5 separate regions of the Mus musculus genome follow, and regions 2, 3, 4 and 5 are each linked to region 1. Evidence: chromatin loops called from intact Hi-C (ENCODE). Cell type or tissue: left cerebral cortex. All regions are shown on one strand. Region 1 holds the start of Nagpa (N-acetylglucosamine-1-phosphodiester alpha-N-acetylglucosaminidase). Region 2 holds the start of Eef2kmt (eukaryotic elongation factor 2 lysine methyltransferase). Region 3 holds the start of Glyr1 (glyoxylate reductase 1 homolog (Arabidopsis)). Region 4 has its middle 16 kb from the start of Gm41416. Region 5 has its middle 51 kb from the start of Gm41416.

Region 1 (5,000 bases):
TTCAAGGGGACACTCGCCAGGAGGATCCCAGGCTCGGGACTTACTATAACACAGGACACTTGTCACCTGAAAGCTTGAGTCAGTCAGTTATTATGGTCTGTGTGTGAGATACAAGTGGGTGCATAGGCAGTGGTGCACACATGTAGATCAGACTTTCTACAGCCAATTCTCTTCTTCCTCCTCTCCATGGGTTCAGGGTCTTCATCTCAGGTTGCACAGCGAGTTCATTTATGTGCTGTGCCATCTCGCCAGTCGTTCCTATATCCTAGAGGAAAACTAGTTTCTTCTGGTCAAGAGGAGGAAAGAGTGGAGACCTGTCATTCTAAGATACCCAAAACAGGGCCAGGTTGGGGACCTGTGCCTTTAATCCCATCACTTGGGGATTAGGTAGAAGCAAGAGGCTCTAGACCAGTCTACACACTGAATTTCAAGCCAGCCTACCTATAAATCAGAGACCCTGCTTCAAAAATAAAATTAAACAAAAACGAAGATAAACCAAGCTACCCAAAACACAAGAGTTAATCCAGTCAGACAGGTCTAGCAAATGCTAGGATGAAAGGTGTGCACCACCACGAGTGGGCTGCAAGCCTCTCTCTCTCTCTCTCTCTCTCTCTCTCTCTCGTTTGTTTTGTTTTTCGAGACAAGGTTTCTCTGTGTAGCCCTGGCTGTCCTGGAACTCACTCTGTAGACCAGGCTGGCCTCGAGCTTCACTCTTAAAAGTTCCTCTTCCTCCTCCTCCATCTTTTCCTCCTCTTACCCCCTAGGCTCCTTTTCCTCTTCTTGTCTTTCAGATAAAGTCTCAAGTAGTCCAGACTGGTCTCAAACTAACTAACTAGCCAAGAATAGCCAACCTCTTAACTTCCGATTCTCCTGCCTCTGCTGAATGCTGGGGTTGTGGCGTGGGCCACCACTTCTGGTTTGTGCAACACAGAAGGAACTAGGGCTTTAAGCACGAGAAGCAAGTTCTGTACAGACTTACACAGGCCCAGCATCTGTTCTTGCAATTTTCTGTAAGTTTGACATAATATGAGAATAAAAAGCTATCTATCTCCCTTCCAGCCTTACCCTCTCTGATGGAATTCGAATGCGTAATCAAAGCACCCAACAGCCTGGCCTGGAATCACGTGGGGCGAGCCCACGTGACCGGAGCACCAATCCAATATGGCGGCGCCCAGGGGGCCCGGGCTGTTCCTCATACCCGCGCTGCTCGGCTTACTCGGGGTGGCGTGGTGCAGCCTAAGCTTCGGGTGAGTGCAGCCGCCGGGGCCAGCCTGGCTGGGGTCCACCTTTCCTGAGCGCTCTCAGGCACAGCCCTCCGACCTCACGATCGCCCCGTCCCTGCAGGGTTTCCCGCGACGATGACCTGCTGCTGCCTTACCCACTAGCGCGCAGACGTCCCTCGCGAGACTGCGCCCGGGTGCGCTCAGGTAGCCCAGAGCAGGAGAGCTGGCCTCCGCCACCCACGAACCCCGGCGCCAGCCACCACGCGGCCGTGCGCACCTTCGTGTCGCACTTCGAGGGGCGCGCGGTGGCCGGCCACCTGACGCGGGTCGCCGATCCCCTACGCACTTTCTCGGTGCTGGAGCCCGGAGGAGCCGGGGGCTGCGCGCAGAAGCGCCGCGCTACTGTGGAGGACACAGCCGTCCCGGCCGGTTGCCGCATCGCTCAGAACGGTGGCTTCTTCCGCATGAGCACTGGCGAGTGCTTGGGGAACGTGGTGAGCGACGGGCGGCTGGTGAGCAGCTCAGGGGGACTGCAGAACGCGCAGTTCGGTATCCGACGCGATGGAACCATAGTCACCGGGTGAGGAGGCAGGGAGCCCCGGGGCTGTAGAGGGCAAAGGGTCTCTGATGTTCTTTCAGAGCCATGCCTCCGAGTCCAGGTCCCTAACCAAACTTCCTGTCTTTCTTCTTCCGAGTAATGACGCTGACACCTTCCTTCCTTTAAGTTTATTCATGTGCCACTGAATAATCTGTGATCAGGCCGTGTGTGGGGACTTGGGGAGGCGACCGTGAGCCTGAACACAGTTTGTGCCCTAGTGAACTTTGTGTAGTATTAGAGAAACATTTCGTGTTCAACGAAGCCATGGAACCAATTGGAAATAGTGTAGAGTTTATGGAGCAGTCCCAGACAGCTAGCTGGAGGCCTTTTGCTGTCCTGATAAAAATCCAGGTTAGACAAGGAGCTTGTTGAGGGCAGCCTTTGGAAGTTTCTGTGTTTCTTGAAATTTGACAGCAGCCAGAGTTGACAGCAGGCAGGCAGGAGTAGAAGGTAGCGCCATCTGGTGTTCCAGTTCTCTTCCAAGGTTCCGTTTTTTGCCAAGGCTGGGAAGTGGGCTTTCCCCAACTCTTCTCAGCCCTTGGTTGCAATTTCTGGGCCTGCCCATGTATCTGGTTCTTCATCCTTCAACATCAGCCAGTGTCACCACTGTTGATCTTAGGTTTTCACAGATCCTAAAACTTCTGCCAGTGACCAGCGCCTGCAGTTTCTCTTCCCTGGCTCTGTCCTTCAACCTCTCTACATTCCAGCCATCTCCCTTGCTCCTCTCTTGGACTCCCTTCCAGACTTGTTGTCATGATCACTGTCTCAGTACCCCTATTGCTCCTTTACAATGGTCCACTGACCTGCTCACCTCCTACTTTTTTTTTTTAAATGTGTGTGCATCTGTGTGTGCCTGAGGGGAGACCAGAGTTTGATTTCAAATGTCTTCTATTCTCTTTTCCTCCATCTTATTTTCTAACACAAAATCTGAATCTAGAGATCACTGGTTCAGTTAACCTGGCTGGCCGGCAAACCCCAGGGCCCTCCTGCTTCCCTCTGTCCACCCCACCCCAGCACTAAGGCTACAGTGTGTGCTGTTCCAGCCAGCTTTCTCATGGGTGCTGAGGATCTGAACGCAGGTTCACATGTGTGGTGGGAAGGCTTTTACCCAATGCTCTGTCTTTCCAGCCCATCCTCCCTTGTTAACTGCCAAACAGCTGCCTATCCTGTCCATGTGTAGCTCACTGCTACTTCTTTTATTATGAGGTCAGCACATGTTACTAAAGATGGCAAGAGAAGAAGGTTCTTTCATTGTGTCATAGCTATAGCTCAGGAGGAATTTTATTTCCTGTGTAGGCACACAGGAGAGCATCTTCCAGCTCACACTCCAACTGAACTAACTGAACACCTGCCTATATATCCAAAGAAGGGGTGTCAGTGCCAATCACAGCACACCTCCAGTGCAAATGAAGGTTTGTGTTTGCACCAATCACAGCCTTGCCTCTTTAGCATGCATCACAACAAAGTCCTCCTAGACTATCAGGGGATATGCTCTCTTGGCCAAGGTAGGAATAGTTGCAGTGTCATCTGGCACAAACCATTTCAAACGGCCTGGCTGAGGTTATGCCTTCGGGAACCTGAAGTCTTTGTGTGGTTGTCTCCAAGTGTCTGTGGAGCTCCAGGCGGCTGGTGCTGACAGACGCTTTGTCTAGTTGGCTGTTTGACTTTTGCTTAAGCAGCCAGGGCAGTAGAGTCTAACAGATGCTAATTTCAGGATCAGGAAGACTGTAGAAAAATGAGCATCAAGAAGCCCCTGGTACCCAAAGCTGCTCTTGCCAATGAGTGAACCTCCTGCCTCCCCGCTTCCAGGTACCTGTCTGAGGAGGAGGTTCTGGATCCCGTGAATCCGTTCGTGCAGCTGCTGAGCGGAGTCGTGTGGCTCATCCGCAATGGAAACATCTACATCAACGAGAGCCAAGCCATCGAGTGTGACGAGACACAGGAGACAGGTCAGGAAGCACAGGTGTTCTGTTTTATTTGTATTAGGTTTTGATTTGTTTATTTTGTGCATGCAGCGGGTGCATGCATGCTCCTTTCCTTTCGCCATGTGAGTCCTGAGTATTGAACTCAGACTGTTAAGTGTGATGGGAGGCACTTTACCCACTGAGCCACTTTCCCAGCCCTCAGCATCAGCTTTCTTCAGACCCAGGAACAGTGTGAGTGGGTTATTCTTTAGTGTTCCCAAACATTTACTGAGCAGCTATTTACTGTTTAGCACTATGGTGAGAGTCCTAGGGATTCAGTCTTATGTAGAATATAGAAGGAGAATCCTTGGCAATAAGCTGGAAAATTGTGACAAGTGCCAAGAAAGAAACAGGAGAAAGGGGACCGGTGGGGACCAGAAGCACAGGTATGAGGAAAGTGCTGCAGATTTGCTGTATGGTGGCCTCCACATGGCCTAGGAGTTTGTCATAAATGCAGAGCCATGAGTCCACCCTCCCTATACCTCCCATCCAGAAACCACTGGTTAAATCCTAACAACTTGGGTGTGCAGGCACTCCCTTGGTGACTCTGATGGACACTCAAGGTCAAGGGCCACTTGGGGATGGGCTGATGAGTTGGCTTGGTCAGTAAAGTATTTGCCTTGAAAGTGTGAGGACCTGAGTTGGAGCCCCAGAAAGAAACATTAAAAGCCAAGTGCTGGGATGCACACTTGCATTCCCAGGGATGGAGCTGGAAGGCAGGGATAGGCAGATCCACGGCCACACGGTGATATTCTAAGCTAACAAGAGACCTGTCTCACACAGAAAGTGGGTGGCACCTGAGGACCAACACCCAGGGTTATCCTCTGACGTACCTCCAGAGTGGAAAATACTGGGGTGGTGGAAAAGGACACTTTGGTCCTGGGAATCTGGCTATTCAGGGTATAGTGTAGAGGGAGAGGGAGACTCAAGAGGCTGTCTTTGAGTCAAAGGAACAAGCTATCAGAAGAACTCAGGGCAGAGGCCTGTGGTTCCCAGGCTCAGGGCAGCCTTCAAGGCCCTAGGCAGAGAGTAGCTGCTGGGTGAACAAGTACAGAAGTGAGGCCTGGGGCCTCAGGCAAGGCCTGTGAAATCCTTCCACCAACATAGAAGTTTCTGGAGACTGAGATCACATGAAGTGCTTCTGGCTGTGGCATGGAAGCTCACTGGAGGTGGAGCTGGGATGTGGCTCAGTGATCCAGTGCTTGCCACACGTGC
Region 2 (5,000 bases), 51 kb before region 1:
ACCCCTCCAAAAATCTTCCTCGGCTACTTCGAGGGCAGACCCACCCTAGCCTCGCCCCCGGCTGATCTGAGCTCGCCCCAGACCACCCAAAGACAACCGGCTAAGAGTTGCTCAACCTCAATCTCAGCCCCACCCCCATTCCCGCTCGGGCCCACCTTCCAACCCCCAGTTCCTGCCAAGGACCGCCCTCTGAGCCCCGCCCCCAAGCCAGTCTAGGCTTCGCCTCCAAGTTGCCAGCTCCAGCTCCAGGAACTGTTTAAAACGCTCCCCAGTCAGGCCCAACCCGGCCCGGTCCGCCTCTAACCCTGCCCCACCGTACTCCCCGCCCCGCGGGCACCATCTTGCCCCGCCTCCTGGGCCGGAACATAGACTAGCCCCCGCCCACATCTTACCTCCTAGTTGCCACGCCTCCTCCGTCTCAGGCCTCGCTTCCGCCCGTTTCCAGGCAACCCTGGCCCTGCCCCGCGATGGCGCCTGAGGACCACGAGGGGGCCACGTCTCTGCTGCAGAGTTTCGAGCGCCGCTTCCTGGCGGCTCGCGCGCTGCCCTCCTTTCCCTGGCAGGTGGGCGGCGGGCGTGCGGCGGGTATCAGGGTCGAGCACCACGGGCGGCGGGGCCGGGAGTCTCGGGCCGCCTTTGCTCACCGCTGGACTGGGGGAGGCAGGCGGGCCCTTCCCCGGCAGGGTTTACAGGGTCACGAACCGGGCTGGATTATTTTAGCAACTTTTAAGCCAGTAATCGGTCATCTTGGCGACTGCAAAACAACTTTGAAAAACTAAACGTCTTCAAATGGCAAGAGCCGCGCTCTCCTGAAAAGGAGGCCAGGTCCCCATCCGAAGGGCAGGCTTCAGGCAGAACCGTCTCAGAGGGAGTTCGGACTGAAAATGGTGCTTCCCTGTGGCCTGGGGACCTGCAGCTCGGACGCGAGGATCCTTTAGAGCGTGCCTCGCTGTTAACTCTTGTGCGGTGAGCTCACCGGCATGAGTTACTATAGATTTGTATTCCTCCAGAGTCTACCCGGTTTCGTTGGGTGGTTTGGGTAGTTGTATTATTTCATCGACATAAAATATCTCTGGTCTTAACGCAAAACGAAACCCGAATAACATATAAGTCCTTATTCAATGTCAACTGTAATAATAGTTCATGTGCTGTGCTAAGTACTTGCTCAGGGTCACCCACAGTGCACAGCACTGGCGTCTGTGGTCACTCCATTTGACCAGGAGTTTAAGAAGGAAAGAATCAGAGCTCTGGCCGGGGAGGCCAGCTTCCTGCTTATAGTTCTAATTCAACCCCCTGTGTGCTGTGGGACTTTACAAGAGGCTACATCTCTGTGCCATCATTTCTAATTAATACAGTAAAGGATACAATGATAGCAGCCTCTTGCTACTAAACAGCTGGACTTCTTTTCCTTTGCCCAGCTAGAAATCATAGATAGACAAAAAGTTCTGGGAGTGCTGATCTCTGCTGACTGTGTTTTTCTGTGCCGGCTGTAGGCAGACAAGACCAGTAATTGCAGGTTTCTTGAGTGTAGGGCCCTTGGCCCTCCGGGAGTTCTTAGGACATTTTTGGCTGCGAGCTTCCCAGCAGGCCAAGGTATTGGATTTCTTCAGCCCTTGGCAGCAGCCCTTAGAAACATACAGCTCTTGTGCAGGTCTTGGAAGTGCGGATTCATTAGCTCTTGACCATGGCCAGCCTGTCTGCTTTTACAATTCTGCCGTCCACTGTTGAGCCTTGACTGGGTCTGCTTTCTCCTTGTTACCCCCGCAGCCCGCACTACTAAAGTAGGCAAGAGACTCTTCCCAGGAGGTAGCGCGGGAGGGTTCCTTACAGTCTACTCCCTCTTTGACCACAGCAGCAGGCTGTGTAGGTGTCTGAACCAATCACGGCTTTGCCTCTTGTTCCATCCCAGCCATCCTTCCGCTACGCCACTAGGGGGCGTGCTCCCCTCTGTCCCACAGGAAATGAGTGCAGAGCAATACACTGTACACCCAGGTTTGTAACAGCAAAAAGTTTCAAACAGCCCCGGCTGAGCCCGCAGCTTCAGCAGTCATGACAATCAGGTCTGGTTGTCTAAGGGTGTTTATGGAGTGTTCAGGCAGCCAAGGCTGGTATAAGCTGTCAGACTGACAATCCTTTTGCTGAAGGCAACCAAGGTAGAAAGGGAGAGTCCCACAGCTCCAAATTAGGGAGTCATACTGCCCCATCCCCCAAACTGTAGCTTATGTATAGGAGAATGAACATAAGAGCGCTTCTACCAAGAACCTAAAGACTATCATGAACACGAATTGTGGACTTAACCGCCTGATTACTGTTGCTCCTGTATACTGTTGGCAGCCCCTCCTGTATCTCACTTTGTGGGAGTACGTGGGTACAAACCCTGACTTCCACCTGACTGTGGAAGTGCACTGAGTGCCTCCTAGCAGTTACTGGGTCAGTAAGTATTTACTGAATGCCGTCCATGAGCTGCACACCAGGGCACATCATAACACATGAGAAGCCAGCCCTAAAACAGTAAGGAACCAGAAGACACCAGGCAAAACCATGTGTGGCAGCTCATGCCTATAACCACAGCTTGGGGTCCTAAAGCAGGAGAGTCTGTGGATTAGAGGCCAGCCCCAGCTACAAGATGAGACCCTGTCTCAGACGGATGAAAAAATAAACAAGGAAATGACAAACAAAGTAGAGTCATCAAAGGCCTCCCCAAAGAGGTACTTGAACTGCTACCCAAGCCCCAGGGATGGTCTCAGAGAAGAGGGAGCAAAGGTCTTGTGGTAGAAACATGGTTGCCGTGCTTAAGAGCAGCAAGCCAGCTGCTGTGGCCACAGTGCAGGGAGCAGAAATAACACTGTATAGCTGTGCTCAGAAAAGGGTCAAGGCAGATTGTAGAGAACCTGATTGACATAAAGTGGCTTGCTGTGTGTCACATACCTGCCTGACTGGAGTTGTAGCTATAGTCCCTGTGTCAAAGATGCCGTCCTCAGGCTTGGCACCACACATCTGAGTCTCCATTTTAGCTTAGAGAGCAGATCTCAGGCCTTTACGCTGTAACTTGTTCCCAGCTTACCAGCTCAGCCCCAAAGTTGCCATGACCCCATGACTTCTGGCTGGGCAGCCACATCTGATGTGAATCGGGACACGGTCTTCTCATACTCAGCCATATGTGGCCCGTGACATTAGAGCAAGTTCACCTCTGGTGGCTTCTACTTAGGATTAGCCCCTAGGATTATACTGTTTACCGGAATATTCCACAGGAGTGTACTGTTGCTGAGAAAATGTCCCTGAGATGATCTCTCTCTCTCTCCTCTCTCTCTCACAGAGCCTAGAAGAAAAACTAAAGGACCCCTCGGGTTCTGAGCTGTTGCTGGCTATTCTGCAGAGGGTAAGAGCCCCAACATCCCCAGACAGCAGACCCAAGCCTTGCCAGTATCCTTTCCAAACACCAGTGTCCAGAGAACAAAAACAGCACTTGTGTTGGCATTACCCATAGGCATAGCACTACAGACAGATGTTTGGTTTTAGTGGATGAATAAGAAATTCAAATTCTAATTTAAACTGCACGAGATGAGGGAAGCTAGGAGATTTTTTTTTAAGGCTTTATCTCTATGGAACGATACTATGCCATTTTTTTCTAGATGGCTTTAACTTTTAGGTTGGTGTGTGAGAGAGAGAGAGACAGAGACACACAGAGAGAGTGAGACAGAGAGAGAGACAGAGAAATATATGTATTCACTGTCCTTGGAATCCAGAAAAGAGTGTCAGATTCCCTGGGGCTGGAATATAGGCAGTTGTGAGCTAGCACATGGGTGCTGGGAATCAAACCTGGGTCCCCTGGAAGAGCAGCCAGTGCTCTCAACCACTGAGCCATCTCTCCACCCCACACCCTCTGGGAAGTCTTGAACCAGAGATGACAGGTGACATATGACTGTTTCCAGCATTAGTTAACTGCTTTGAAATGTTGTTCTTTGCATAATAATAGAGCCCATCTTGCCTACTCTTGGACAAGCCACACCACCATGTCCTGTGCCTTAACCTTGAGGGTCGTGACTTTCAGCAGGGAAAACTGTAATCTTCCTCCCCAGAAGGAGCATGTTTGAATACAAATTCAGGGAAGACATTTGTCCCTAGCTGTTGCGGGGAATATTTGAAAAAAACAAAATGACTCCACCAACTCTCCGTGCTCCTGCTTCTCTCAACCCGCTAACTCTCCAGCCCCGCCGGGCCACGTCGTTCCTGCTCTAGTACCAGCACTGGTGGGCCACAACACTATGTTCTTGGCTGGGTCCCACCAACTCTGTCCCACATTCCAGTAACCAAATAGACCCGCCATCCTCATGGTTTAATACCCAGTAATCTGGTAAAAACAAGGCTCAGTGCTTATTAGTTAACCAGTCAGATTTATGTACCAATAAATTCTCAGTACACAAGATTCTAATACAATCATTTCAGAACCAATTGATAATGACAAAAGCTGCCCACCTAGATTGGACAAATTATCCCAATATTCTAACCTTTATGATATAAGAACCCGTGGCTGGTCATAGCTATGATGATTCACGTCTACTGCCATCTTCCTCCCCCCCCCCCCCCCCAAGATGCTCCCTGTCTCTGCAACTATTAGCTCACCTCCCTTTTCCCTGTCCTGTCACAGGCCTCCCACTGCCCTAATGCAATAGGAGAGGGAAAATCCTGTGACAACCTAGCAGCTGAGCCCACCCTAGGAGCCTAGACCAGGAATTCTATGCTGAGCCAGGGCCAATGCAGATTCAGTCTAAGCTATCTTGTATCAGAAAGATGAAGGGGGAGGCAGGCAGGCTTTGTCTCACAGCCTCCCATGGGTGACCAACCAAACTCAGCACGCTCCTTTAAGATCTAGTGGAGTTATCCACCAATGAGCCCTCAGTGGGAAGCCCTTGAAGGCCTTAAGGGAGCAATGATTAGAGCCCAGACAGGGACTAGAACGATGGTTCTCGAAACCTGTGGATTGTGACCCCTCTGTGACA
Region 3 (5,000 bases), 150 kb after region 1:
ATTTGAACTCAGGACCTTCAGAAGAGCAGTCAGTGCTCTTACCCACTGAGCTATCTCTCTAGTCCCACCTATTAACTCTTAGAAGTCAGGTTTTGGTGAAGTTTTATGATCATATTTAAGGACTAGGGCATTTGAAACATTTAAGATAATAATATATGTTAAAGTCCATGTTAAACTTATTTAATTCCAAATGCTTAAGAAAATATAAGTTGTAAAGTCCACAAAAGAACGTAAGTTGTACTTATACAACTAATTTATGAGTTGTTTATGACCTTGGGAAGAGCTTCCTCCAAGGTTTGCAAGTTTACCTCTTTAGAAACATGAAGTAGTTGGGAGATGGTACAGCATGCAGCACTCGGGAGGCAGAGGCAGTGGCGCTCCATGAGCTCGAGGACAGCGTGGTCTACACAGAGTTCCAGAGCAGCCAGGGATACACAGACAAACAACCCTGTCTTGGAAGAAGAAACAAACAAGCAAACAAAAGAAATATGAAACAAGTCAAGAAAGAAGTACCTGAGAATTAAGAAAAAAACTACAGTTTAAAACATGTTAGAGAATTTAAATAACTTGATTTAAAAGAGTTGATTGTTTAAGAAAATTTAACCTGTTTAACCTGGTGCTGTCTCTAAGTTTTATTCAAGTTTAAGTAATTTTTATTTTCACAAGCATTCATGTGAGTGTGGGTGAGTGTGTGTGTATGTGTGTGTGTGAAAACTTATAGGAGTTAATTCTTTCATTTCATCATGTGGGTTCCAGAGATTGAACATAGGTCTTCAGGCTTGGAGGCAGACACCCTTACCTGTTGAGCCATCTTACAGACCCTCACATAATTTTTTGTCCCATAAATTCTTAAATTTGTAAATAAAACACTAATGAAAACTTACAAGTTTTAAAAATAGCAAAGAATGGGGACTGGAGAGATGGCTCAGTGGTTAAGAGCACTGACTCTTCTTCCTGAAGTCCTGAGTTCAATTCCCAGCAATCACATGGTAGCTCACAACCATCTGTAATGGGATCCAATGCCCTCTTCTGGTGTGTCTGAAGACAGCTACAGTGTACTCATATACGTAAAATAAATAAAATCTTAAAAAACAAAAACAAAAACACTAAGATTGAGCTGGGGATGTCACTCAGCAAAGTGCTTTCCTTGCACACTGGAGGCCCTGATTCAATTAAATCACACACTGGGATTAAATTAAAATGAGAATGGTAATATATAGCTGTAATAGAAGCACTGTGAAGGAAGAGGCAGGAGGATCCTAAGTTTAAAGTCACTCTTGGACAAGGAGAAGGAGGCTTGGATTGCATGAGAGCTTATCTCCAACTAAAATACAAAAAGGAAAAAAAAAACAAACCACAAAGTAGGGTTTAAATACTCCGAATGACTTGAATATTAGTATGCCACACAGGAAAAAATTCTTCTCTTTAAAAAGCAAATTATGGGATTATGGGTTTGTGGTGGTGGACAGATCTTTAGTCCCAGCACTAAGATGGAACCCAGCCTGATCCACAAGGAGCTCCAAGACAGCCAGGGCTACACACAGAAAGTCTTGAAAAACAAAACAAAACAAAACAAAACAAAAAACATATTATGCAAAAGCCTATTTCCAGGTATTCCTAGGGACTGTTTTATGTTTTTGTTATCATAAATACATTCTTTTTAACTAATTTACTTTTGAACTGACTACCAAAAAAAAAACAGAAAAACTTGTATGCTAATTTTTTCATTAATTTCTTTCCCTATTTAATGGCTTTCCCTTTTTATTTTGAAAGGCAAAGTCCTACAAAAATGACAGGTTATTTTATATTTATTTTTGTTTCCTGTCTTCTTTCATTCTTTTGTTTGTTTGTTTGCTTGAGACAGGGTTCCTCTGTGTAGCCCTGGCTGTCCTGGAACCTCACTCTGTAGACCAGGCTGGCCTCGAACTCAGAAATCCACCTTCCTCTGCCTCCTGAGTGCATGTGCCACCACTACTCGGCTCCTGTCTTATTTCATTAACTAGAATTACAGGACATTAGACAATGTATCCTTTGTTCTATTCCTGACTTTGATGGGATTGTTTCTAAATTTAGTTGTAAAGATTTACATTTAAAGACAAGTCATTACAATATTCTTAAATTCCTGGAAAACTCTAATTTCTAAATTAAGAACATTTGTCAAATTTTATGAAATCTTAAATACACTTTAAATGGTCAGTTCGTGTTTAATTAACACACAATGTAAATGACAGTCCTTGAAAAATGTGGTACTTCTTCCAAAGAAAAAACAAGCTGGGGTCAACCACCCAGCTTCTCCACCACACCATCTCTCAGAGCAATTGACAACCAAAGCCTCTACAAGGACACTGCTTTGGGGAAAGGGGCGTGAACCCGTCACCTTCCGAGCAGGCGTTGACTTCAGAAAGTACAGCTGTAAGTTAAGTCCACCCTGACACAGACTCCTGCCGCCTTTTCTTGGGTGTGAGACTTTTCTTGCTCAAAGTCGAGCTTCAACTCGGTCTACGGAACTTAGGGCAGCCGCCCTGCCCCTCGGCAGGTACCAGTTCCCATTACTGTCACCTGTCTTCCAGCTGTCAAAACTTCTTGCAAAGTGTCACACTACTTACGAAGGCTAACGCGGGAGGCTGGACCAGACCGCGGCGCTCACCGTTGTCCCCAGAGCCGACGCGGGCCGTAGACGTCCCCCCGTGGTGGTCCTCATGCCGGCCCGGGACCCTCGGGTTGCGGCGCGGCTCAGCGGCCCGCTCCCGAGCGCTGCAGGCGGGCGCGCGGAGGGCCCGCGCCGCGGCCCATGGCCGGCTCCCCAGCCCGCGGGAAGGAAGCCTCTCGACAAACTGCCGCTTTCTCTTGTCAGCCAGCGGGGGGAGCCGAGATATGCCAAGTCCACGTCCAAGAAAACAAGTCGGGCGACGCCGAGGACGCTTGGCGGGGACGCCGCTCCGGAAGCCGACTGTCGAGCTGGGCGCTCCTCAGCAGTCTGGAGCTCCCGCCCCGAGCGCGGGCTCGCGGGCAACCGGGGCCTCTTCTGCCCCGGGCTGGGACCGAGACTGGCTTCCAGGCCGCGCCAGGGTCAGTCAGGGCAGCAACCGGACTCCAACACCTATCCGCCCGGGACCTCAGGCTCGGCAACGGCCCGGGGCCCGCGCCTGCCTAACAGCCGTAACGGAAGCAGCGGGAAAGACTGGAAATGAGTCTAGAGTCCCGGAAGCGAGCGGGCAGCACAGTCGGCTCCCTTTCGCGCTAGTCCGGCCGCGCCGCCTCCGCCGCCGCTGCTTTGGACCGCGGATGCTTCGTTGTCACGAGCCGGAGGGGAGGGGGGAGGCGGGAGCTTGGAGTCTCTGGGCTTCGACGCGCTGAGAGCGCGGCGCTCAAGTCACGTGCCTCCAAGCAGTCCAATGGACGGCCGCGGCGCGGTGACGTCAGCGCATCCGCTAGGCGGATGACAGCAAACACCCGTCACGTGGTCAGGCCAACTCCAATGGGCGGTGCCGCGGCGACCTGAAGTTCCCGGCTGCCCGTGCGGCGGCGGTGGTTGGGTGGTAAGATGGCGGCTGTGAGTCTGCGGCTCGGCGACTTGGTGTGGTGAGTCCTGGCGACCAGCGCTGAACGAAAGACGGCGCGAAGCTGCTTTTCCTGGTCGCAGGGTTGCCAGCTGGCCCAGGAGTAGTTTTATTATGCACTCCGGACGGCGGAGAGTGGGGAAGAGGAGGTGCCGCCGCGGTGTGAACGACGCTTGAGCGGAAGAGGCTGTCCGGTCCCCGGGGGACCGAGGCCGAGAGGGGCCGCGGCGGTCCCTGCTCTGAACCCTGAGGCCATCCCAGGGGAGGGTTACGGCTCTAGAACTCTGGCTCCAGCTGCCACTGCAGAGAACTCTGGCGTGGCGTGGAGTCCCAGGGTCTCTCCGGACCTCCTCTCAAAGCAGGAGAGGATACCTTGCTAGAGACAGAGCCGTCCATACCCGCGTTCGGTTGGGACAGACGTGGGCTCGAGGCTTGGTTCCAGGTGGCGAAATCCGACTGCCCGGCGCTGCCCCATGAAGAAACCGAGGGGAGGGTGACTTCTCCTTTGCAAATGATGGCTAGGCGGTGATCCAGTGCCTCTCGTTCTGTTCCTTGTGTCCCCTGCAACAGCCAAAACCAAGAGTGACCATTGTCTCCTTGGAACTGCGTAGTTTCCCTACCTAGAGGAAGGTTTCCATGATCATTTGTCAAAGGAAAGCCGATCATGGGGTGAATTAAATCAGTCTTAGGGAAGTCTGTGTTTACAGAGAGAAGTTTCCAACACTCTCCCAGGGAGGTACCAGACCAGTGACGTCCTGATGGTTTTGTTTTTCTATGTTCCTTCTCGGGAAGAGTGCACAGATCTCAGGCACACACACACACACACACACACACACACACATATATATATATATACAGTTTTGTATGTAATATGTGAGGGCCCTGAGCCCAGCTGTGAAAGACCCATCTGGTTTGCCTGCTTTTGTTCTGGCCCTTTTGTTCAGCCTAGAGTTAGAAGCATAGATTGCTTGTTGAGTGGGCTGAAGGAGATGGACTGGCTTTTCCAGGGCAAGTTCTGACTGTTTGTATTATTTTCTCTAGGGGGAAACTGGGCCGGTATCCTCCCTGGCCAGGAAAGGTGAGTGCATTGTTGGTTTTAAAAGAAGGTAGTTGAAGCTAAGGGAGAGGGTTAACATGTTGAATTTCCTCCATTCTCTAACACTGACTTAAAATGGGCTCATTTTGATAAAATGTAGTGTTTTGCCTCCAGTTATCAGTCGGTTTTGAAAGTTATAGCATAAACCAGAGTGTTTAAATATGAGGTAATCACTTCAGTCAGAGGGCTTGTGAAATTGGTTGGTTTTTTATCTTGGAAATCAATTGTAATCAAAATGTAGCATGCTAAAATCTAAGGATGAAGAAACAGATTCTCCAGGAAGAGGGAAGTCTAAATGTAGGTTAGTGAAAAGCTAAAGTATTTTTGTCCCAACTAAGTTTAAA
Region 4 (5,000 bases), 270 kb before region 1:
GTTCCAGATTCACTGATACACTCTGTCTCAAGAAATAAGGTGGAATGCAATGGATAAAGACATGGGGCATCAACCTCTGACCTACACACGTGTGCGTGTGCACACAAGCACACACACACACAATGAACATGTGCATACAAAATTCAGGCTCAGCTTCCTTGTGCTGCTCTGGCAGGGATGTCTCACCCAGTCCCCGATTATAAATTAAACAAGGACACATTTGTCCCCAAGCTGGGGCCAGCCCCAGGTCCCCCATGAAGAGAAGCCCTCTGGAATCCTCATGAGAGGCCTGTTTAACACCTGCCTTTGTAAATCCCTTTTTATTTCCTTGCTCCTCTGCTCTGCCCCCTCTGTCTGCTCTGGAGCAACAACAAACATGGCAGGGTGGCTCATTTTGTATTTTGACTATGGTAGCAAAAACATCTTCCCTCAAACTAGCACAAAGGGAAAGATTTAATCAGTCTCTGGTGTGGTTACCTGTAAGTGTGCTCAGGGTCTCCAGTAGAGGCAATGGAGCTGTTTTCAGACATTAAACTTTAACGAGCAGAAAAGAACACACTGCTGCATCGACGCTCAGCCTAGTCTCACTCGGGGGGGGGGGGGGGGGGGGAAGCCAGGCAGCTCCATCCATCTTGCCAGATCTGAGTTGTCACTCATGGACCATTCCCATTACATCTGTCCAGCCTGGGTATGCCTGGGCAACACTGTTAATCAGTGCCAGGAAACACCAACCAATAGAGGGAGAGGGGCAACTGAGGTAACTGAGGCAGCACTCGCTCTCCCCTCCCTCTCTCTGCCTCTCCCTCTCTCTCTCTTTCTCTCCCCTCTCTCTCTCCCTCTCTCTCCCCCTTCTCTCTCTCCTCTCTCCCCTTCTCTCTTTCTCTCTCCCTCCTCCTTCCCTTCTACTCCTCCCCCTCTCCCTCCCCTTCATCCCCCTTCCATCTCCTCCCTTCCCCTTTCCCTCTACTCCCCCCTTCTCTCCCTCTCTCTCCCCCCACTGTGTGTGTGTGTGTGCTCAAGCTCCACCAGGTCTTAGGTAGACATGTTCTCCAGAACAGGAATTCCACAGGGGGAGGAAAAGGGCCCGTGAGGTGAGTCTGGAGTGGACCCTATGCTCACATTGGAGCACTTGGTCTCAGGGTGCTGGTGCTATTTGGAGAGGCTGTGGAGCCTTGAGGGACTGGACCTTTGAGAGTTCTCCTGTGGTCCCATTCTGTTTCCTTCTGCCTCCTGTCCAGTTGGAGGACACTCTGTAAGACTCTGACAAGCCTTAGCTTACTGGGAACCCCCGAGTGGACAATTCAGAGCCAGGGATTGATGCAAAAGCAAGAAGAATTTATTGTTCCAATGTGTTGGGGTCATCCTACACCAGAAGGAGAAGTGGCGACCTCAGGCAGCCCATTTGGCCAGTTTTTATACAGCTTTCAGGGGTAGAATAGAACAACAGCCACTAGGCACAATATGATTAGCAGAACAGTGTGACTTTTAAACTGATTGGTCTTAGGGAATAAGGTAGCAAGGGCTTTCCTTGTCCGGAAGGGGAGGGAGGGACAGTCCATCTGCCCTGAGGAATGTGTCTACGTGCTCTGGGTGCATCTGCAGGTTGCTCCCCACTGTGGTCTGAGGAATGTAATGCCTCTCCCAGAAGAGAGGGGTACCTATGTGTTCTATGAACTTTTTCTTCCAGGAGGAGAGGGGTTCAGTGAAATTTTCCAAAGTTCCTGAGCTGACCTCTTCAACCCCTTTGTTCTCCAGTCCCACCCTTCCTCTGGCTCTCTCAGACTCTATGGAGTCAGGTGATCACTGGCTGCAACCTTTGTGACCAAGAGTCACAAGAAATCCCTTCCTTTTCAGTTGTCATTCCCCAGCTTTGTCACAACAACAAAAAGTCTCCAAGATGCTGGGAGGTTGTCTGAAGGAAGAAAAAACCAAGGCAGGAGTGAAACCCAGAATTGCAGCCCTGAGGTACAAGGATTGCCTAAGCTAGGCATTCATGGACAAGCTCTTACTGTACAAAGCTCTGTTGTGCCTGCCACGCCTGATCAGCTCTGCTCACAGGATGTGAAAGCAGACACACGAGCGTGGAAATAAGGGTGTGGCCACGTTCCAATAAAACTTTTCTTGACACACACTAGCAGGGCCCGTGCTCCTATGGGCACCTTCAGGTTTATTACAGACCAGGTTGGCACAGCTATGAGGGTGCCTGCGATGTGGTGAACATATCCATCTCTCATGGAAGAAGTCAGGTAGAAAGCACACATCACTGGTGACTCCATGGATAGGAAGACGGGCAAGGGTAAAGTGCCCATGGCTCTTGAAAAACACCACTGACCTCCAAATCCACAGGTTCAGAGCCTCCAATCCTACATCTGTTGATGAAACCAGCCACACACTGAAAATATACTTGCTTACTTATATAGACTTAAATTGTTGAATCATCAGTATTCACTAAACAATCCATCACAGACAGACAGACAGACAGACAGACAGGCAGGCAGGCAGGCATTCACATTGCTGTGCTAGGAGTTATACAGCATCTAGAGATGGTGTAGGAAATGGTGGGTATGTGGGGATTATTTGGAACTCTGAAACTTTCTATAAAAGAGACTGGCACATCTTTGGGTCTGTGTACCTATGGCTGTCCAAGAACCAAACTTCTATGGATCCCAGGGAACAAGGGACCCACTGCTAGGCAAGAGTTCTTGTGTCCAGTGTGCATCTGTTCTATGGAAATCTTTTAGGCTGTCCTCTTGGGGTTCGTTACCTATACAAATATTTGTTTTGGATTTAAAAGAAGAAAAACAAGTCAAAACAAAAACAAACAAACAAACACTAGTCATGAAGTCTTGTGTAGCTGTACCTCTACTCACAGCCTGCAGGGGGCGCTATGGCCCCATGAACTCGGCTCTGGTTGAGGGACTAGACTGATCTGGCCTCCCAGAGAATTCAAAACTGGAGAATCCTGTAGGCTAAGAGCTGGTAGAGGAGAGGCCCTGGGAGCTAAGCTGGCCACTCTTGCTTCAGCCCTGGAGTAGGCCCTGTAACAAGCTGAAGACTCACCTTTGTCAGCACCCTAGAGAAATTCTTTCAGAAAAAGCCTGGTAGCAACATTCCATTCTTCCTCCTCACCTCTGGAAGTCCCAGCACACACAAGGGGGGGGGGGGGGACACGTAGTTAACAGGCAGGGCAATCTGCTTCCAAATCATTGCTCTGGCACTGGGACACCGGAGGTGAGCAACTCGTCATTGCTGATTGCTGTTCTATGGGAGGTGGCCCCAATGACCTCACAGAGTCTTGTGAGGACTTAATGACTTGGACAAGTCAAATGGGCTTGTCCCAGGACTGGGTAAAGCACTTGTCTCACAAGTGTGTAAGGATCCCCAGCAACCCATGCAGAGTTGGCCATGGGAGCGTGCATGTGACACCCAGGCATTCCGGGGAGGGGGCAGGAGGGGATCCAAGAGAGGCCAACTAGCCTTGCGTATGCAGAGAATGACGAGATGCAGTCTGAAATAAGGTGGAAGTGAGGACTGACACACAAACAAGCACAGCACACATGGTATAAGTGGATGACTACTATAGAGCCAAGTTAGCCCCATTCACAGGCAACTTGTCACCACAGTGAATTAGGCCACACCTAGTTGCAGCACCATGTGGCCACAGAAGGTGAGCAACCACATCCCCTGTCCCTTACATCCCTGACCCTGCAACACTGGACACCCCGGTCAGTGCCCACAGCTCAAGGCCAGCTGGCTAACAGCACAAAACCTCAGCAGGATGCAGTAGACCTGCCCTGAGCCTGACCTCCCTCCAGCTGCTCCAGCTGTGAGACATCCTCTCAGTCAGCACTTCTAGAGCCAAGAGGGCCTGCAGGTCCTGGTATAAAAACCAAGATAAGGTTGGAGAGTCCAGACTGACCTCCGTGTCCAGCTCATCATCAAATCAGCTGTGTAACCTTGGGAAGCAACTGGGCCTCTTTGTCTCTGTCCCCACAAGGAAATCCCCCACAGCAGGGTGGCTGGAACAGTGAGAACATTTCTCTGTCATGAAAGAGAACCCAGGCAGGTTTCAGATCCTTGGCCAGAAGGTACAGATTTCAGGATGTATCAGTGACAAACAGCAATGCCAGCCAGTGGCAAAGATGCTGTGCTCTCATCCAAAACAGCAGGTGCTGGTGTCACCACTTGTCAAAGACACTGAGAGAAAAGACCAAGACCCCCTCTTGCCCAAGACCACAAAGTGCTAAAGTTGAATGTGAGTCCAAATCTGCCTAGTGTGGTTTGGATTTTGCTATGTAGCCCATACTAGACACAAATTCATTATCTTCCTGCCTCAGCCTCCCAAGAACTGAGACCACAGGCATGTACACACACACACACACACACACACACACACACCACCCAGAAATGTTCTTATAGCCCACCTGTCTAAGTCAGAATTTAACTCATCCCAGGGCCCAGCCTGTGGAAGTAAGCTGTGCACCTTAGGATGACTGTGTCTATTTTCTGTTCTCCTCTATCTTGAGCACATGACGGTCTGCAGAAACTTGGGAGCAATCAGGCACAGTCATTGAGAGGGTTCAGGGGATAAAGGTGAATGACGCCAGCTTTCACCGTGGCAACCCCATAATGCACTTATGCACAGCCACCTCCATGTCCTGCCCATGAAGCTGCAGTACCATGTGCAGCTAGGTACCATGCTTGGCTCTGCTGCCTACCAACTGACTATGGATGAGTTAGGGCACACCAATGTGCCCGAGCATAGTCACATGGAAAAGTGTGGCTAATTCCAGAAGAGAACTTGCCTGGAAACATACTTGCCAAGACCCCATGACATGTAGCACACCACCACCACCACCATCGTCATGACCACCATCACCACTAACATCATCATTGCCATAACTCATCATCATTACCCTCATCACACCCACCTTGTCACCATCACCACCATAATAATCACAACCACCGTAAGTATCACTAAGGTAATCACTACCATCACT
Region 5 (5,000 bases), 330 kb before region 1:
ATAATTCTTACCTACACTGTCAGAGAAAGACTGCTTTACAGTCTAACACTGCTAGTCGTGAAAACCTATCAATCTGAACATGTCTCCACTGGGCATAGACATCCTCAGAGGTTCAGGGGGATGGCTAAATGGGTTTACCCTTTTATCAGGCAGAGGTAAGACAGCAACTGCAAGGATGGTCACCAGGACAGCAGACTGGAGCCCCTCCCCCCACGAGCCTGGCTTGCTTTAATCAGAACAGTGTGCACAAAATCATGTGTGGCATTTGAAGGGGCAGATTTGATGCTGCCGGGTCTCCGCGCCTCGAGTATCTGCTTTGTCCTTCTGTTCCTAATGCTTTTATCTCGTGCGTGCAGCAGTGCTCCGCAAAGCTGGGGGCTCTGAAAGGTGTGTTAGCAATGAGAGGCACGGCTCGCCCAGAAGCCCGGGGGACTGAGCAGTGACCCTACAGCACCGCCATTTCCCAAGAGGGGCAAGGATTCCTCCAAGTCCCCGGAACTCTCTGAAGTGCCAGTCAGACAATGGCACTCCAGTGCCTTCAAACTGGACCCCACACTAATCCGAGCAGAAACTCCAAGTTCAGTCCCTACTGGCCAGCTCCAGAATAATCTGGCTTCTGACGTTAAGGAAGAAGCTGAAGCCAGGGAGACCCGAATCCATACCCGTGCTGCTAGCAGCAGTGCCCCCTGTGTAGAGCCCACACACCACCAACCCCCAGCCCTGGCCAGCGGCAAGCTGACTCCCCTTACTCTTCTAGGCCCTGCCCCCTCTTCCAGTAAGCCTTCCCAGACAACCTGTGTGTGCTCTCAGTGACAACTGGACTCCTCCTCAGCTAAGAAGCAGCTAGCTGTGCCTGGGTAACGTGTTTTTTATATTCATCACTGTTCTCTGAGGAAGGGCTTAGGTCTTGCTCATCTGAACATCCCAGTAATAATGATAGAGTTTGCAGGTAAAAAGAAGGCAGAGATGAGAAAATGAAAGAAAAGACAGAGGAAGGGGAGATGGGACATGGCTCCATGCCTGGGATCAGTACAGCCCCAGGTATCAAGCAGTCACCTTCGACCCATCTTTTCTATTATGATGGCCTTGAAGTTCCCACAGTCATAGCTAAAGAGTGAGTTCACATTGACAGGTAACCTAAGCATAGTCTGCAGTAAGGGTGTACCCCAGCATGGTGCACGGAGCATGGAAGACCAGAACAGGCAAGGAGACAAGCTTGCAGAGCCACAGGATGGGGTCCAGGTTGGGACATAAGAGCTTGCATGCAACGGTCCCCTGGTTTCATCAGGAAGGGCTGCTAGAATCTGCTCCCGTGGAGAGGCTCTGCCTAACAAGTAGGGTTGGTCTGCTATGCTGGACTCAGCTGGGGCTCAAGGGAGGAGGAGCTGAGCGTTGCTGACTTCGGATTTGAGGAAAGCAAGGTGCGGGTGCTGAGGATGCTGGGAATGGAAGGGTAGCCATGTGTGGGAGTGTCCAGGAAGAACGTCAGTGAGGGAAGAGCTGTGCAGTACCTTGTGCTGACTGGTTTCCTTGAGAGTACTCCGATGCCTTTTTCCCTTCCTGAATCCAAGACAGGCATTACTAATCAACCATGCTTGTTCCTCCTGCTGAGTACAGGTAGGTCCTCAGTATGCCTTGCCTAGGACTCGATTCAACTGCCATTTGACTGACGTCTATAAACAAACGCCTACCAGATTCTGCACCTAGGCACAGGTGGTGTAACAGAGATCTGAGAGTCAGTTCAGAGGCAGGCTGAAGCCCTTGGAAACTTACTGGCGAAAGCTGAAACACCATGGGAACCAGGACATCATTTTTTTTTTCTGTGCTGTTTGGCCTCTTGGTGTATGGACTAGGGCACAAGCCTGACAAGCAGCGTTTGTGGAAGTTACAAGTGAGAATGGAAATGCCAGGCACACCTGCCTGCTGAGAGAACCTGGCTCTTCCCCCAGCCTCAGAGAATCCAGCCTTAGTCAATTCCCTGAAGAAACAGGCTGGATGCGTGGGCACAGGTGCACCCACGGGAAGGAGAGCTTCGCCCGCATCCCTCTGAATGACAGAGATCATTTTTGCTAAATTCCAAAAGGTGGCAGCATTCCATTAAATATTCATTTGCTGCTGAGGCTGCAGGCATGGGGCCTCCTGACCAAAGAAACCAGGCAGGAAATGAAGACTTCCAGAAGAAAAGAAGAGTGGGCTGCAGTATCAGGAAGAACAGGGGTCTGGCTTCTGCTAGTGAGAAAAGAAAAAGCTGTACACCTGATCCCAAGGGAGGGAGAAGGCTGCATGCATCTTAGGGGTGGGGGAGTCTCTGTGTGCATGGATGCCAGTGTGGGCCCAAGTTCAAGGTCCTTTTCACTGGTGTAGGGCTGGATCCAGTATTAAACTCTAATCAGTGGAAATAACCACCGATGCAAGTGTCTGGCTGTTGTGCTTGCATGTGCACAAGTCTGCCCTATCAGCAGGTGCCAGAGACCGGTTCTGAGGAGGAACCTCGGTGACCTCCCAGGATCCCACAGCCTGTAGTCATGGCAATGAAATAAACAGAGCAATAGCTTTATCTAGGTCTAAGGTAACTGTGATGGGGCTGTTAACATTCACACACACACAAAGGCAGAGAGGACCCTGACCCTCACCTGACACCCCAGCTGCACTTGGCCCTGCCTTGCTGCCACATGCAGCACACAGGAGGCAGAAGATGGGCTCCTCCAGATTGAAACTCTTCAGTGCAGAAAACTTTACCAAAGGGGCAGCTTTTCCCCCAAATCTCCCAAGCCATCCATCCATGCCGAGGTGGGGACTCTCAGTGACCCAGGATCTTCTGAGTCACCCATGCGTCTGCCCATGGTTTGAACTGATATGTCCCCACAGGCTCCTATGTTTAAGTGCTTGGGCCCCCCAGCCATGGCGTGGTCAGCAGCCTCTCACTCCTGCCACCATGCCTTCCTCAGCACGGACTGTGCTGCCTCCAAGTGTGAGCCAGAAGAAACCTTTCCTACCTTAAATTGCTTCTTGCCACGCATTGTGCCCCAGTGGTGAGTAACTAATTCACACAAACTCCTTCTCTGGGCTGTGGGTGATCCATCTGGAGTGAATACGTGTGTCTTTGCATCTCCCCAGGGAAAGTCACACAGTACAAGGTCACGGGACCCATGCCATGCTTGGACTGTCTAAGGAAACAGGTGAGACAAGCTTACAAAACTGAGAACTCCTTCCTGCATGCCATGCATGATGGCTGCCACCATTCCCATCCTCTTATTCCCAGAGCAGGAGAGACGCCCCTCCAGGAGGCAGTGACAACAACAAAAGCTGAAGTCAGAGAGGAGAGATGCCTGCTCCCACACAATGGTGTGTGAGACTGGTGGAGAGATTGCCAAGGCTATAGGCAGCCTGCCTCTTGGGGCAGACAAGGACCAACTGCCCACTGAAAGACCACAATGTGGCTTCATAATCCTCCATTTCATTTCTTCAAAGGATGGCAATATTAACAGGACAACCAAGAGCCATCCTTCCATACCATCAGCTGTTCTGGAAGGCCTCCTTCCCAACTTAGAGCAGCTGCTTTGTTTAATAAAAGACATCACCAATATTATTACTACTGCTATGACTAAGGAAAATAACTACCCACTATAAAAAAATTAAAAAAAGAAAAACAGTAATAAGAGTCCAAAGAAAAAATGCACAAAGCCTCTGTTGAGCCGAGCTTCCCATCTGCCTTGCTGACATCTCTCTCAGCATTCGGAGCAAGCAGAAATCTATGAATATAATTGTGTGCAAATGCAACCATGTGATAGATTCTGTATTTCTTCCTCAGCAATATGTCATGAGCATCTTTCCAAGCCAATAAACATAAATCCTCACCAGAGAATCCTAGCGGCAGCTTGGAATTAGTTTTTATGAATGCACACAATTTGCTTAAACAATGCCTTATTGATGGGTATGAGAGATCGGTGTTTTTAGTCAAAGCATTTTTGCTGTACCAATCATCCATTCAGTAAATACACAGATGCATCTTCTTACACTTGTACTGTCCTCCCCCAAGGTACGAATACCTGAAAGTCCTTAGATTCCTGTCTGCAGGCGATGGAGTCCATGGGAAGAATGCTCAAAGAGTAAACATGTTTTCCGTTTGGAAATCCATGAGGTACGTGGCCTGCTACTAGTGGCTGGCCCAACACACGCTGCCAGCAACCAAGGTTGCAAAGCTTAGGCCCTTTCATCCAGAAACTCTGTAGAGACCAGGGCTGGGGAAGAAGAAACAGGTGAGGAACCTGAGCCTTCATAGGGGAAATCCCAGCAAGCCCCACACTCCAAGCTCAGCAGAGGAACTAGGGGACCCATGACATCTTCCCTTCCCACAGAAAAACACATCAGCCTTGCTGGGAAGTACCTCAGGCTACACCACCTGCCACAAACACAGCTGAAATGCTAGCACCCTTCTAAGCACTGAGGAAATGGATTCTTCAACCTCCGATGACCAACTCAGATGTCGACAGCTTGTGGGGATTTGATTGGAGACTTTCTCAAACGTCCAGTGATGCAAAACTGCCCACAGGCAACAGTCCAGTTTTCCCTTTCAGTACAGTTCATTGATTACCAGGATTAGTCAACAGCTGGTTGCCAAACAGGCCTGGTGGTGGCTGACCTTCCCTGGCTGTGGGGGCATGCCTGTGTTCCCAGAGAAACTGGGGTAGGCTAGGGCAGGGTAGGCTAGGCTAGGCTATGATCTTTGGTGGTCATGTGTATGAACTGTATCTTCTACTGAAGACATCTGCAACTTGAGCTGGTTTCTTCAGAGCCTAACCCCATCACAGCTCAGAGCTCCCCTTCATAACCATTTATACCACTGAAGTGCTTCACAGTGATCATGAATTTACAGGATCTAGAATCACCCAGGAGACAAGCCGCTGGCCACCTCTATGAGTTTCTAGATTGAGTAAACTGAAGAGAGAAGATATGCCACCTCAGACATGACTGGCACCACCCCGGGGGTCCTGAAATGT

The links. A loop is a pair of places that touch in the nucleus more often than their neighbours do. Peaks named below come from ENCODE experiments on the same cell type or tissue, not always from the same donor. Only the 100,000 strongest peaks of a DNase experiment are listed, where the experiment ranks them.
Region 2: it touches region 1 in a loop (5-fold over the local background); 22 of 42 quality-filtered maps call a loop at or near these places.
Region 3: it touches region 1 in a loop (2.5-fold over the local background); 6 of 42 quality-filtered maps call a loop at or near these places.
Region 4: a loop joins it to region 1, with 14 times the contacts of the local background. A loop is called at or near these places in 8 of 42 quality-filtered maps.
Region 5: a loop joins it to region 1, with 10 times the contacts of the local background. A loop is called at or near these places in 2 of 42 quality-filtered maps.

The regions. Positions count from the first base shown.
Region 1 is chr16:5,200,144-5,205,143 of GRCm38, reverse strand. It overlaps Nagpa (N-acetylglucosamine-1-phosphodiester alpha-N-acetylglucosaminidase), which reads left to right and starts at 1,132. Exons shown (of 10, transcript NM_013796.3): 1 at 1,132-1,247; 2 at 1,345-1,803; 3 at 3,631-3,770. The coding sequence starts at 1,162. In left cerebral cortex, a CTCF peak has its summit at 2,289 (motif pointing left); DNase peaks (open chromatin) are centred at 1,141, 1,635 and 2,240; H3K4me3 peaks cover 1,604 bases; H3K27ac peaks cover 1,120 bases.
Region 2 is chr16:5,251,404-5,256,403 of GRCm38, reverse strand. It overlaps Eef2kmt (eukaryotic elongation factor 2 lysine methyltransferase), which reads left to right and starts at 448. Exons shown (of 8, transcript NM_027446.2): 1 at 448-563; 2 at 3,317-3,379. The coding sequence starts at 468. Gm15983 (a long non-coding RNA gene) reads right to left here and starts at 441. Exons shown (of 3, transcript XR_003951974.1): 1 at 393-441. In left cerebral cortex, CTCF peaks have their summits at 493 and 1,924 (motif pointing right); DNase peaks (open chromatin) are centred at 397 and 1,897; H3K4me3 peaks cover 1,262 bases; H3K27ac peaks cover 914 bases.
Region 3 is chr16:5,048,388-5,053,387 of GRCm38, reverse strand. Glyr1 (glyoxylate reductase 1 homolog (Arabidopsis)) reads left to right here and starts at 3,478. Exons shown (of 16, transcript NM_001079814.1): 1 at 3,478-3,582; 2 at 4,602-4,638. The coding sequence starts at 3,545. It overlaps Ubn1 (ubinuclein 1), which reads right to left and starts at 3,331. Exons shown (of 19, transcript NM_026666.4): 1 at 2,607-3,331. In left cerebral cortex, CTCF peaks have their summits at 2,868 (motif pointing right) and 3,513; DNase peaks (open chromatin) are centred at 2,434, 2,927, 3,428 and 4,072; H3K4me3 peaks cover 3,554 bases; H3K27ac peaks cover 1,518 bases.
Region 4 is chr16:5,465,711-5,470,710 of GRCm38, reverse strand. No RefSeq gene overlaps it. Among named protein-coding and RNA genes, the nearest start is that of Gm41416, 16 kb to the left of the region's middle. In left cerebral cortex, a CTCF peak has its summit at 2,870 (motif pointing right); a DNase peak (open chromatin) is centred at 2,914.
Region 5 is chr16:5,532,095-5,537,094 of GRCm38, reverse strand. No RefSeq gene overlaps it. Among named protein-coding and RNA genes, the nearest start is that of Gm41416, 51 kb to the right of the region's middle. In left cerebral cortex, a CTCF peak has its summit at 2,076 (motif pointing right); a DNase peak (open chromatin) is centred at 2,024.